2 separate regions of the Mus musculus genome follow, and region 2 is linked to region 1. A link is a loop called in an ENCODE intact Hi-C map of the cell type or tissue named here. Cell type or tissue: heart. All regions are shown on one strand. Each heading gives the region's core, and the rest is flanking DNA. Links, peaks and the distances in the headings are about the cores only.

Region 1 (5,827 bases), core at 986-4,985:
TGGCTTCCATGTGGTAGCTGGGAGAAGGGTCTCATTGCCCACCCCCCAGTGACACACTTCCTCCAATAAGGCCACATCTCCTTTCCTGGGCCAAGCATATTCAAGCCACCACAACAGCTCAAAGCACTTTCTGCTCTTCCAGAGGACTCAGGTTCCATTCTCAGAACCATCATGGAGGGTCACAACTGCCTGTAACTGCCGACTTGCTTCTGGCCTCAATGGGCACTTCATGAACGCAGCACATACAACATGCGCAGCCAAAGCACTGCACATACAATAAGGTAAATCTAGGAAGAAAGAAAAGAAACAAAGGAAGAAAGGAGTTAAGACAGTCACATACAGACCGGTATTGTTCAAGGATGTTGAGAGGAGAACCTGTTCACATGTCAAGGGGAGAGCTTCAGGAGAGATCCTGACTCTGGGATCCTGGACTTCTATGAGAAAATTAATTCCTGCTTTTTAACTTACCATGCCTCCTGTGGTATCTGTTAGGATAGCTCAAATAACCCCCTCTGCTTTTGTTTTTGTTTTTTCCAAGAAAGCATTTCTCTGTGTAACCCTGGCTATCCTGGAACTTGCTCTGTAGACCAGGCTGGCCTTAAACTCGCAGACATCTGCCTTCCTCTGCCTCCCCAGTGCTGGGATAAAAGATATGGGGGGCCACCACCACCCATCAATAACTGCCTGGTAATAATTGCTCTCTTAAAGAGAAGGGAAATGTTACATTGTATCACAAGTTCATTGTTGTTTTAGACTTCCATCTATTTTTTTTAGCCAATATTGAAAAGCGAATAAGCCTTCCTGTGGCATCCAGTAAGACTTCTCAACAAGAGAAATAACTTGTATGTCCACATTAGTCTCCTCCTCCCCCCTCCTCCTTCTCCTCCGAAGGCAGCTGAATGGTTGTTGAGTCTCCTGCATTCTGAATGCTGTGACTACTGATAACCCACAAAGAGCTCAAAGCTCATCCACGGAGAGCAGTGCCCGCCACACAGCACACATGTATTTGTCTGTTCTGTTGTATTGACCAAGTGCAAATTGATCTTTTGGGCACATTGTTGAAATGAATAAAAACGCAATCCTCAAGTCATCCTCGGAGGCCGTTTGGTGGGTATGATGGAGTTCCATCACTTGAGGAGGGGCCTGGTACCCAAGGAGCGCTTGGCTGCAGGACCCATCACTTCCATTTAGCACTGCTGCTTCTATTTCCTAGTAGTGAGTAATGATTAAATAGATGTCAATTCTCCTGAAATCTCTTGAAACAGCTGATTTTTTTCTTTTCCCCCTCCGTTGGTCGCTTCCAAACACACACACTCCCTAGGAACCGCTTCCAAACTTAAGTTACAGAGAGGCTGTTTGGCCCTCATTGACTGTTGTCGGGAAGCAGTAGTTTCCTGCCACATGGGGTGAGCTCCCCAAAGGAGCTTGGAAGATCAATATTGGTTTCCTTGGAACGAGAACAGAAGCCACGGCCTTGTGCCCATCCCAAAGGGGCCAGCCTCTCACTACCGCTTTCCTCTGGTCTTTGAGGCAAGTTTCGAAAAAACACAATGCCGGGTGCTGCCCATGAGGCGAGGGGCCTTCTCTCTTCCTCCCTGGAATATCTGGCCTCAGGGAACATCTGTCTAAGCCTGGAAAGCCACCTGCCAGAGGGAAAGAAATGGTCAGGAATTCAGAAACCAGACATCGGCTGCCTACCCTTCAGCAGGGACAGCCTCGGAGAGACCCAGAAGGGACACCCAAGGATCCCTGGGAGAGCTACAAGAGGTAGGAGAAAGGAATTGAGTGCTAAAGCACAAGACAAGATGTCAAGGGAGCAGATGACCATTGAGACGGGGTGTGCCCAGAGGACATTAATAGTAAGCATCTGGCAGGATGGGAAGATGGACAGGAGTAGAGGCGGAGACAGGAGGGCAACTGGGTCTGGAGCAGTAGCTGAGGAAAGTGACCAAGAACACACCTCAGCCTCAGACTCCATGCCCAATGTTGGATTCCAGAGTCCTCTCTAGATCCAACAAGAGTTTGTCTCAAAATAAGGCCATTTCCCAGGTACTAGGGGTTAGAGTGCACATACCTGTTTGACATGGGACTGGCTATAGGGAAGAAAATGAATTGAGGTTTGGTTCCTATGCAGCTGCCTCGGGAGACTCTTTGGACCACCTACTAAGCCTTCATGCATCCTTCTCCCACGCATCCATCACACCATTGATGAGGGCGTGGCATGTGATGAACATTACCCTTGGCACCAAGAGCAGACACCCTGCCCTTATAGATCCACATTCCATCATGGACAGATGAAACAGACCAACACAGGCAGGTCCAGCGCCAAATGTCATGGGAAAGTCTCGTGAGGCTAGGGAGGAGACAGGGTGTGCAAGCATGGAGCCTAGGGATGTCTTGTCGGAGAGATGACACCTGAGTCAACACCTGAAGGACGTGGCCTCAACGGGTGACAGAAGATGCATTCTATGTATAAGTCACAGTCAGCACAAAGAGGGATGGATGGGCCTGTCAAGTGCAGCAAACAGTCAGGAGGGCAGGTTTGACCTCCACAAAGGCTGCTTAGAGAAACCAGCTGTAGCAAACGTCTTGTGGAATGGAACCTAGGGGACGTCTGTGTGAGCATCCAGTTACCCTGTCCCCTACAGTTCTTAGACAGCATGTGCTACTGCCAGCTGTGATCTGTGCGTGCCACTAGCCTTGGTGTTGTGCATTGTTTTTAAGGTTTATTTTATGTGTATGTGATAATGAGTGCCTACATGTATGTGCGTTTGGTACCCATCAAGACCAGAAGAGGGCAGCAGATCCCCTGGAAGTGGAGTAACAGGTAATTGTGAACTTGTGTGAGTGCTGGGAATTGAACTTGGGTCTTCTGCAAGAGCAGAAGTACTCTTAACCAACGAGCCCTCAATGTCACATTTTTAAAAAACGGGTTCTATCTGTAGTGCCTGCCCCCCCCCCAAGAGGCTCTGCTAACACTGTGGTACAAGGCTCTTCATCATTTGTGTTCTTAGTGCAGACTCTCCAGTGTGGCTAGGGTCCTAGTTAAACAGACACAAATAGGTAGATCCAAGGACATGGGAATTGTCTTCCAAGCATTGGCCCTGTTCTGACTTCTAGGGCCAGTAGAGGGTTAACCCCTCCTGATCTGCTAAACTAGCTAACCCTTCTCAGGATAGGTAGAAGTCCACAGCAAGCTGCAGCATTCTGAGCGGGCTATGACAGAAGTCAGGAGCAGAGTGGGGGGCAGAGCTGGTCAGGGGTCAGATGATGTTTAAATCAGAGGACAGCCAGGGTCTCTATATAGAAAGGGGAGGTGCCGGTGGGTAGAAGGGCAGAGGTAGGACTGAGGGCAGTTGAGGGGTGGATAGAGGTTTTCGGGGGGTGGGGGAGTCTGCTGGATGTGACAAGTGAGAAATGCTCCCTCTTCGTGGTTCCATTGCTTCAAGGGAGCCCATAGTGGAACGGAGAGCGTCACATTTGGGGAGAAAAGAGAAACTCGCCATTATGAAAAGTGGGTTTGCACGGAATTCTGGTCCAGGAAGAGACAGGCAGTCAGGATTTAAAGAGTATCCCATCAGTCTCTGCTGCGGTGCATCTTTAGTGATGCGTTCCTTGGCTACCTGAGGAGGGAACTGGTCCCATTTCTGAGACCATATGGTTTCTTACCACTGAAGTGCCTGCCCCCAGATGCCCTTGACCCTTGATGCCCCATTCAGACTCTCTACATCGGGCCGAGTTCAGGACACTTGTCATGGGAGCAGGATCGGGATGCGGTGCTGGAAGAACTGGCTTCAAGAGTTGGGCAAAAGTGGTTCCCGAAGAGGCCAGGCACAGTCTGCTGGGAGAACCACAGCTGCCTGGGAAACCTTGGAGAGGCCTCCGCAGGAATGGGTGGTGCCTTTGAGGGGCGCGTCTCTTTGAGGCGGAGCTTTGGGGGAAGCAGGAGTGGTCTGGGAGGACGAGGCGTGCCTGGGGCGGGGTTCTGCCGCCCTGGATCGAGCTACAGTCCAGCACCGGCCTGCAGAGGCGGCTCCGGAGGGGCGGGGCGGCTCCTCCCTCGGGTCCGCTGCGAGCCCGCGCCTCCCAATTCCCGGAGCCGAGGAGGGCTCGCGGCGGCCGCTCCGCTGGGCTCCAGGTTGGGCTGCTGGGCGCTGGGCCAGGGCGGGCGGGAGCGGGGCGAGGGCTTGCGCGGAGGGCGGCGGCCTGGGCTCGCCGAGCCATGGCGGCCCCGGAGCCGGCGCCGAGGAGAGGCCGGGAGCGCGAGCGGGAGGACGAGAGCGAGGACGAGAGCGACATCCTGGAGGAGAGCCCGTGTGGCCGCTGGCAGAAGCGGCGGGAGCAGGTGGGCACGGGTGCGGGTGACGCCGCCGTCCCGTAGCCTAAGGATAGAAGCCATGGGATCCGTGGGGCCGAGCCAGTATGAGGGTCTCCCCGGACGCCCTGGCCTCTGGAGGCCCTCGGATCCCTTTGGCCCCAAGCCCTGGTGAGAAACCCCCATTCCTTGAACACCGGTGTCATACTGGGACCACCTCCACGTGCCTCTTGGATCCCTACTACCGCTCTGGGGATCTCCCCAACCTCTAAAACCTGCGTACCTTCTGGCCCAGCCCCTGGACACCACCCTTCTCCCCCTGGGTTCTTGATTCCCAGCCTTACCTCCTCAGCCCTCCCACTGAGCTGGGCAAGGCTAGCAGCACATTCACGGCTGGGGGAAGGTTGTGGCGGAGACCACGTCCACACCCTGGGTCTATTCGTATCAGGACACACATTCTTCCCACCTAGGTGAACCAAGGGAACATGCCCGGGATCCAGAGCACCTTTCTGGCCATGGACACGGAGGAGGGTGTAGAAGTGGTGTGGAACGAACTTCACTTCGGGGATAGGAAGGCCTTTGCGGCCCATGAGGTGAGGCCTGTCTATACCCGCTTTGCCCCATACCGTTGATTGGCCCCACAACCATCCTCTTTCCCCAGGAGAAGATCCAGACCATGTTTGAGCAGCTGGCGCTGGTGGACCATCCCAACATCGTCAAGCTGCACAAGTATTGGCTGGACGCCTCTGAGGCCCGCGCGAGGGTGAGCTAGGGGCGGGTGAAGGGCGGAGTGAAGCCACAGGCTGGGTGGGGCAGCATGGAGACCCACCCGCAACGGCGGAGCCCGCCTGCCCGCAGGTCATCTTCATCACAGAATACGTGTCGTCTGGCAGCCTCAAGCAGTTCCTCAAAAAGACCAAGAAGAACCACAAGGCCATGAACGCCCGGGTATGGGGAGTGGGCTGGGGACTGGAGGGAGTCCAGCAGAACTTAGGGACAGTAGTGGGGCGGGGGACTCCGAAAAACCTCGGTTCAGGAGTGGGGTAGCGGGCGGGCTCCGCAGGCTCAGCAGCCTTTTGGTGCCCACCCGACGGAGTCGTGCGTCCGCTGCCAGGCCTGGAAGCGCTGGTGTACGCAGATCCTGTCTGCACTCAGGTGAGAGCCTGGCCTTGCCCACGCGCTTGCCCCCTGCTCTGCACCTTTCCGCTGCTCTCTGACCCGGTTCTTCCTGCCTCTCATCCTCTATGCTTGCAGTTTTTTGCACGCCTGCAGTCCCCCCATCATCCACGGGAACCTGACGAGCGACACCATCTTCATTCAGCACAATGGCCTCATCAAGATCGGCTCCGGTGCTGGCGAGGCGGGGCAGGGGGCAGGGGGCAGGGGTGGGGAACCTGCGGGAGCCCTGGACAGAGACTGCCCAGTCTCCCCGCCCAACTGACATCCTGTCTTTCTCTCTGCGTTGGCTGTTGCAGTGTGGTACCGCATCTTCTCCAATGGTGTGTGGGGTCT
Region 2 (5,827 bases), core at 695-4,694, 110 kb after region 1:
AGCCTCAGCATTGACATACTTTCTCCAACAAAACCACATCTTCTAACTAAACACAGGGGTCTATGGGAGCCATACCTATATCATGCTTAGTATCATTTTATTTTTACTTATGCTTTATTATTATCACTATTATTATTATTTTGAGACAGGGTTTCTCTGTTCAAATCTGGATGTCCTAGAACTTGCTCTGGAGACCAGGCTGGCTTCAAACTCAGAGATCTACTTGCCTCTGTCTCTCCAGTACTGGGATTAAAGGCTTGTGCCACTACCACCGAGTTACTTACACATTTTTTTTAAAGACAGGGTCTTATGTAGCCCAGGCTAGCTTTTAGCTCCTTGATCACCCTGCCACCACCTTTCAAGTGCTAAGATTACAGGATCAAACCTTCACATGTGTCCCCAAACAGTTAAGAATACAAAACGAGGAAGGCAAAAAACAGTTATAATGGTAAGGACAAAACTTTCAGAAACACCCCAGGGGGCAGCAGGAATGTTTGTCTGTCTGCCGATCTGGAAGCCAGTCATCTTTGTCTTTTGCTCCCTCTTGAAAGCTGTGTGTAAACTCCATGTAGCTGAAATCTACTTTTGTGAACAAGGGCCTCTCTGTATAGCTCACTCACTTCCTCCTCTGTATACAGTCACATGGGGGATATCAGCAGCTCTCTATGGTAGTCTTTCTGGCCCTGCTGCTTCTTCATCTAAGCTACCAAAAGCATTCCTAGTGACATCCTCAGGATCTGCTGCCGGGTGACATCTCCCCAAATATACTGAGGAACACGGTGACACTGATGGAGCCTGGCATTGCATGGCACCCAGGTTTCCTCCAACTGGGTTTTTCCCCAGTGAGGCAAATAGACAGTGCAATTCTCAATTCTTCCTTGTTTAGGAAGCCAATTTGGTTCTAGTTGATTGTGTCTTTTTTTTTTTTTCTCTCCTCCTCTCTGAGGTAGGGATCTCTGCACATAGCCTTAGGTGTCCTGGAACTCAACTCTGTAGACCAGGCAGGCCTCAAACTCAAACATCCTCCTGCCTCTGCCTCCTGAGTGCCAGGATTAAAAGCATGTACCACCACTGCCCAGCCTCGCTGATCATGTCAAAGGTCTCTTTTGCCTCCTAGATCTGTGATTGGTCAAACACTACAAACACTTTGGGCGTTGTGTTCGAGAGTACTTCTAGGTGATCTTGGCTGCTGCCCTTTTGCTTGGCAGGGTGATGGTGACGTCCCTGTACAGAGTCAACACAAGCCCGTGGTTTATTTGCTGCCACTCTGCTGAGCCCGCACCCCCCACTGAATGGTTGTCACCTCCGGTATCCACTAGCAAACCGGCACACTGCTGATGTTTTCTGATCAAGATTGAATCCTGTAAAGACACTGTCCGTATAGAGCTCATAGCAAAAAGGGAGACATTAAATCCCCGATGGACCCCTTGTATCCTCTAGATGTCTGGCTTACGGGCAAAGAAAGCTAAGAAGGTAGAATGGATGGGCCTCGTGGAAAAGTGCACTGGCCAAAAAATAAAAATAAAAAGTGGGCAAAAGAGTCCATTTTTAACCTGAGGGGCACTTAGCACTCATTAATGGCCCACAGACAAGCAGGAAGCACTAGGTCCCTGGCTTCTCTAGCTTGCATCTGGCACCTTCCTACGTGGGCCCTTTTAAATTTATCACAGATCTACTAAGGGACTGAGCCCATGTAAATGGAAAGGGGGGGAGATTTTGAACCCCAGAAGGATGGGAAAGTTTCTATGCCAATCAGAGAAGTAGGGAAAATTTTACCTCCCTGAAGAACCTAGCCAATGAGGAATTCGGAGGGGGGGGGGGATATATAGGTGTGTGTGTGTGTATATATATATATATATATCACTGTTTTGAGCCAAACTTGCAGACTAGCTACTTTTGCCCTTTCAATAGGTTGCGCAGACTTAGCAAGGCTGTAAAATAAAGTTTCCCTTTGGTTTGGCTACCGAGTCTCCAGCGCTTGGATTATGAAATGAAGACCGTTGTTCATCGTGCATTTTATCTGAAAGGTAGTAGCATTCCATCAAGGCTTTAGATGCCAAGCGTCCCCTTAGAAATGCTGTGTGGAGCTGAGCGTGGTGGTGAATGCCTTTAATCCCAGCACTCCGGAGGCAAAGGCAGGCTGATGTCTGCGAGTTTGAAGCCAGTCTGGTCTACAAAGCGAGTCCAGGACAACCTGAGCTTTGTTACACAGGGAAACTCTGTCTCCACAAATAAACAAATGTTGTGGGGAGGCTTCATCCTGAGAGCATGAAGACTTCACAAGGAAAGGGGGAGAGCTCGCTCAAAGCTGGATAGAGGAGGGAGCGTCGGTGAGAGTCCCCTTATGCTGTGGGGCCTGAAGCGCAGCTAGTGGAGTGAAAGCAAGAGCACTAAGACCCGGGTGAGTGGAGGCTGGGCACTTGGAAGTTAGTTCAGTGTCTTGAAGCTGAAGTTCTGCCTGACCTGCGACACTGTAACTGAAGAATCATGCAAGGATATAAGAAACCTTAGGGAATGAATGATTGAGTCAAGCCGTTGCCAGAGCAACAGAATGGGATGAGGTCGAGGCACTGCAACCAAGTTCTGTCTCCATAGAGGTTGTTCAAGCTGGACATCAACATTCCTAGAGCTACGCACCAGGATGCGAAAGCTGTGGTCTGGAGGGAACGCTTATATACAGATTGGCCACGGTGCTCTCTGATCCTTAATCCTGCCTGCTCTGAACCTCATAATCAGAAGACACACCCTTGAACCTAGGGTGCAGTTCTCCAGAATTTTCGGGTTAAGAAGGGAGAGTAACTGAGCTGGGGGAGCGGGTGGAGCACAGCGCTCTCATGAGTCCAGTTGGCTTGGGCCTCAAGCCATGGCGCCCAAGAAGAAGCGCGGACAAAACGCGGGGCGCAAGCAGGAAACTACAGAGCAACCGCTCTCGGAGCGCGCGCAGTACCTACAGCGCGAGTACGCGTTGCTCTCAGAAAGCCTGGTGGCCTGTGAGCAGCGGATCGACGAGGTGCTGCAGGACAACGAGTTCCTGAACAGAGAGGCGCAGCGCCTGCGCGAAGAGAACCGGCTTTATGTCGGTTACGTGAGCGCGCACGCTCTGCGCTGCGCCAACGCCGTCGTGCGCGTCGAAGACCAGAACCGCATGGATCTGGCGCAGATCCGGTGGCAGCGAGCGGAGCTAGCGTCCTTCTACCACGGCCGTGAGGACGGGGTGCGCGCTCAGCTGCAGGAAATGAAGAAGCGCGCGGAAAACATGACGCAGCGGGTGCAGGAGCTCCAGCCCTACAAGGCCAGTGCGCGCGCCCCCCGAGGACCGGGCGGGCTCCAGAGGGATGGGCGCGCTCCCTACCGGTGCGCTGATCGGCGCCCCCTGCTCCCCAACCCTCACCCCACCCCATGTAGGAGCTGCAGCTGGAGCAGCTGGCGCGAATCCGGACCCTGGAGCGCGAGCTGCTGCACATGCGCGTGGAGCACACGCAGCTCCTCCACGGGGTGAAGCGACGCTTCCTAGATGAGAAGACGGCTTTCGAGCGGGAGGCGCGGCTGCAAGTGCAGTCCCTGACGCGCCGCTCCGAGCGGGAGGCCGCACGTTCCCTCATTTCCCACGCACAGGCCCTCAAGGCGGACAACGGGTATCTCCGACAAGAACTCATGAGACTTCTCCAGAGGACCCAGTTACTGCAGGACATGCGACAGCAGCTGCTAGAGCAGCGGGAGCAGCTGCGCCGGGAGCATGTGGACTTGAAGAACCTGGAGCAAATGCACGGCTGGTTGCAAAGGGGCCCCGGGGGGCCACCGCTCTGGCAGCCACCCCAAAGCCTCCAACCCAGCTTGCGCATCGGGTCAACCAGTCACGTTTTAAAAGCCCAGGCTACGCCCCAGTCAGTTCCAACCTCCCGGGGCCAATCCATGGATCTGTCACACCGACCCTCCAAGACTCCATCTATATTGTCCAGTGAGTCTCTTCCGGGCCTATCTCAGAAGGCTGGGTCAGTGATTGCTCTCCGGAGTCCATCACATCCAGGATCTCGAGTCTCATCTCTGACTCCATCACGCAAGGACTCGCGTGTCTCATCCGCGACCCCGTCACGCAAGGGCTCCAGGGTTCCATCCATGACCTCTGGTACCTTGCGGTCGCGCGAGGGCTCTCGGATCTCTCCACAGCCCTCCTTGCGTGAGGTCTCTCCAGAAATTGACACACCTGCAAAGTCCAGTTCCAAGCTTCCCACAGCCCTGTTGGAAGATCAGGCCCCTCTCAGCCCACAGTTGGAGGAGGCAGAAAACGCTGAAGACGACACAGAAACTGTCTTGGAGCAAGCCTGAACCCACACGAGGAGGCAGGCCAGTAGGGCATAGGGTGGAGGACAAACCTTGGAAGATTTCTTGGTGCATAGATATGTTAATAAAAGTGTTAAATAAGCTCTGTGACGCTCTGACACTTGCCTGGGTCGATGCCCTTGTATTTCAAGTGAGCAGAGGCCTGCTATTCGAGCTACAGCAGAGCTGGTTGTATCCTTGGCTGCTGGAATTCGATGTTCTTCCACCAACAGCCAGCAAGGCAGGCAGGCTTAGGGAAAGTTGGGTAGTGTAATTTCAGCAGCAGAGGGCAGATTCTGTTCTCAGCACAGGGAGAAGTTACTGGGCTTTTCCAATGCTTTATATAATACGCACACACACATATGTATGTAGGTATGTATATGTATATATGTATATACATTCCAATTTAGGGAACACTGCAAGAATTATTAGGAATTCCCATTGCCACCCATCTAGATGAACAGGGATGCATGTTATATATTTGGTACTTTCAGCCATCCGGGATTCTGTTGGAGACAGTTATGCCCCTTAATTTTAAATATATCCCTGTGTTTACTGAATAGGACTTTGACCTGTTTTCTTCCGGTGCTGGGTGTTGAACCCAGGGCTACCTCCTGAGCTACAGCCCAAGCCCTGTCCCAACTTTCTTCAAGACATGATTAAAATTAGGAAATGCACCTTGGAGAAAATACTGTAAACTAAATCATACTGGCCAAATTGTCCCTGTGGTGTCTGTAGCTAGCTATGGATCTTACCTGGGTCACATCTTACATTCCATTGTGCTGGTCTGTCCTTTCCTTTATAGAAAGGGTCTGTATAGGTCAGGCTGGCCTTGAATCCAAGAGATCCTCCTGCCTCTGTCTCTTCAGTGCTGAGATTAAAGGCATCCACCACCACCTCAGCCCCGTTGTCTTGTCTTTTTTTTTTTAAACTTCTTTTTAAAGATTTATGTATATGAGTGCACTGTAACTGTCTTCAGACACACCAGAAGAGGGTGTTGGGTCCCATTACAGATGGTTGCGAGCCACCACGTGGTCACCAGGGATTGAACTCAGGACCACTGGAAGAGCAGTCAGTGCTCTTAACCGCTGATCCATCTCTCCAGCCCTCTTTGTCTTAATGTACAAGACCAGTCGTTAGAGCACTCCTTAACTGAGTTTTGGAGTCTGTTGGCTTTGAGCACCTTTCCTGTCCAGGAAGTCCAGGGCAGTTGACACCTCCTGACCCAGGGTGCAAGATGAGGGAGCCCACAGCCTTGGTACTTCTGTCATTGCCTTGGGGATCTTGTGTTCAGGGACACAGGCATCAACAGAAATCCCATGGACGTTCTACCTGTTTGGACCAGGGTAGGCTGGCTAGACAGTTGCTAGAACTTTGATGCAGCTATTTCTGGGACAAGATTGGATGGGAGTAGCAAAGTAGAGGTCACTCACCCAAGAGATCAAATTAAAGAAATTTAATTTGCCTGGTGGTGGTGGCTTGTGCCTTTAATCCCAGCACTCGGGAG

The links. Peaks named below come from ENCODE experiments on the same cell type or tissue, not always from the same donor. Only the 100,000 strongest peaks of a DNase experiment are listed, where the experiment ranks them.
Region 2: it touches region 1 in a loop (1.8-fold over the local background); 1 of 42 quality-filtered maps calls a loop at or near these places.

What each region holds. Positions count from the first base shown.
Region 1 is chr15:76,089,889-76,095,715 of GRCm38, reverse strand. Nrbp2 (nuclear receptor binding protein 2) reads left to right here and starts at 4,026. Exons shown (of 18, transcript NM_001358359.1): 1 at 4,026-4,345; 2 at 4,786-4,908; 3 at 4,977-5,078; 4 at 5,174-5,263; 5 at 5,430-5,470; 6 at 5,570-5,664; 7 at 5,791-5,814. The coding sequence starts at 4,223. Gm41349 (a long non-coding RNA gene) reads right to left here and starts at 5,011. Exons shown (of 4, transcript XR_003951571.1): 1 at 4,660-5,011; 2 at 3,670-4,382; 3 at 1-287. In heart, for the core only: CTCF peaks have their summits at 2,791 (motif pointing right) and 4,302; a DNase peak (open chromatin) is centred at 3,985; H3K4me3 peaks cover 1,412 bases; H3K27ac peaks cover 1,347 bases; H3K27me3 peaks cover 3,304 bases.
Region 2 is chr15:75,979,266-75,985,092 of GRCm38, reverse strand. It overlaps Ccdc166 (coiled-coil domain containing 166), which reads left to right and starts at 2,808. Exons shown (of 2, transcript NM_146059.2): 1 at 2,808-3,292; 2 at 3,406-5,221. The coding sequence starts at 2,864. The coding sequence ends at 4,326. In heart, for the core only: no CTCF peak of the experiment used is centred there; a DNase peak (open chromatin) is centred at 3,172; H3K4me3 peaks cover 2,240 bases; H3K27ac peaks cover 1,387 bases; H3K27me3 peaks cover 1,788 bases.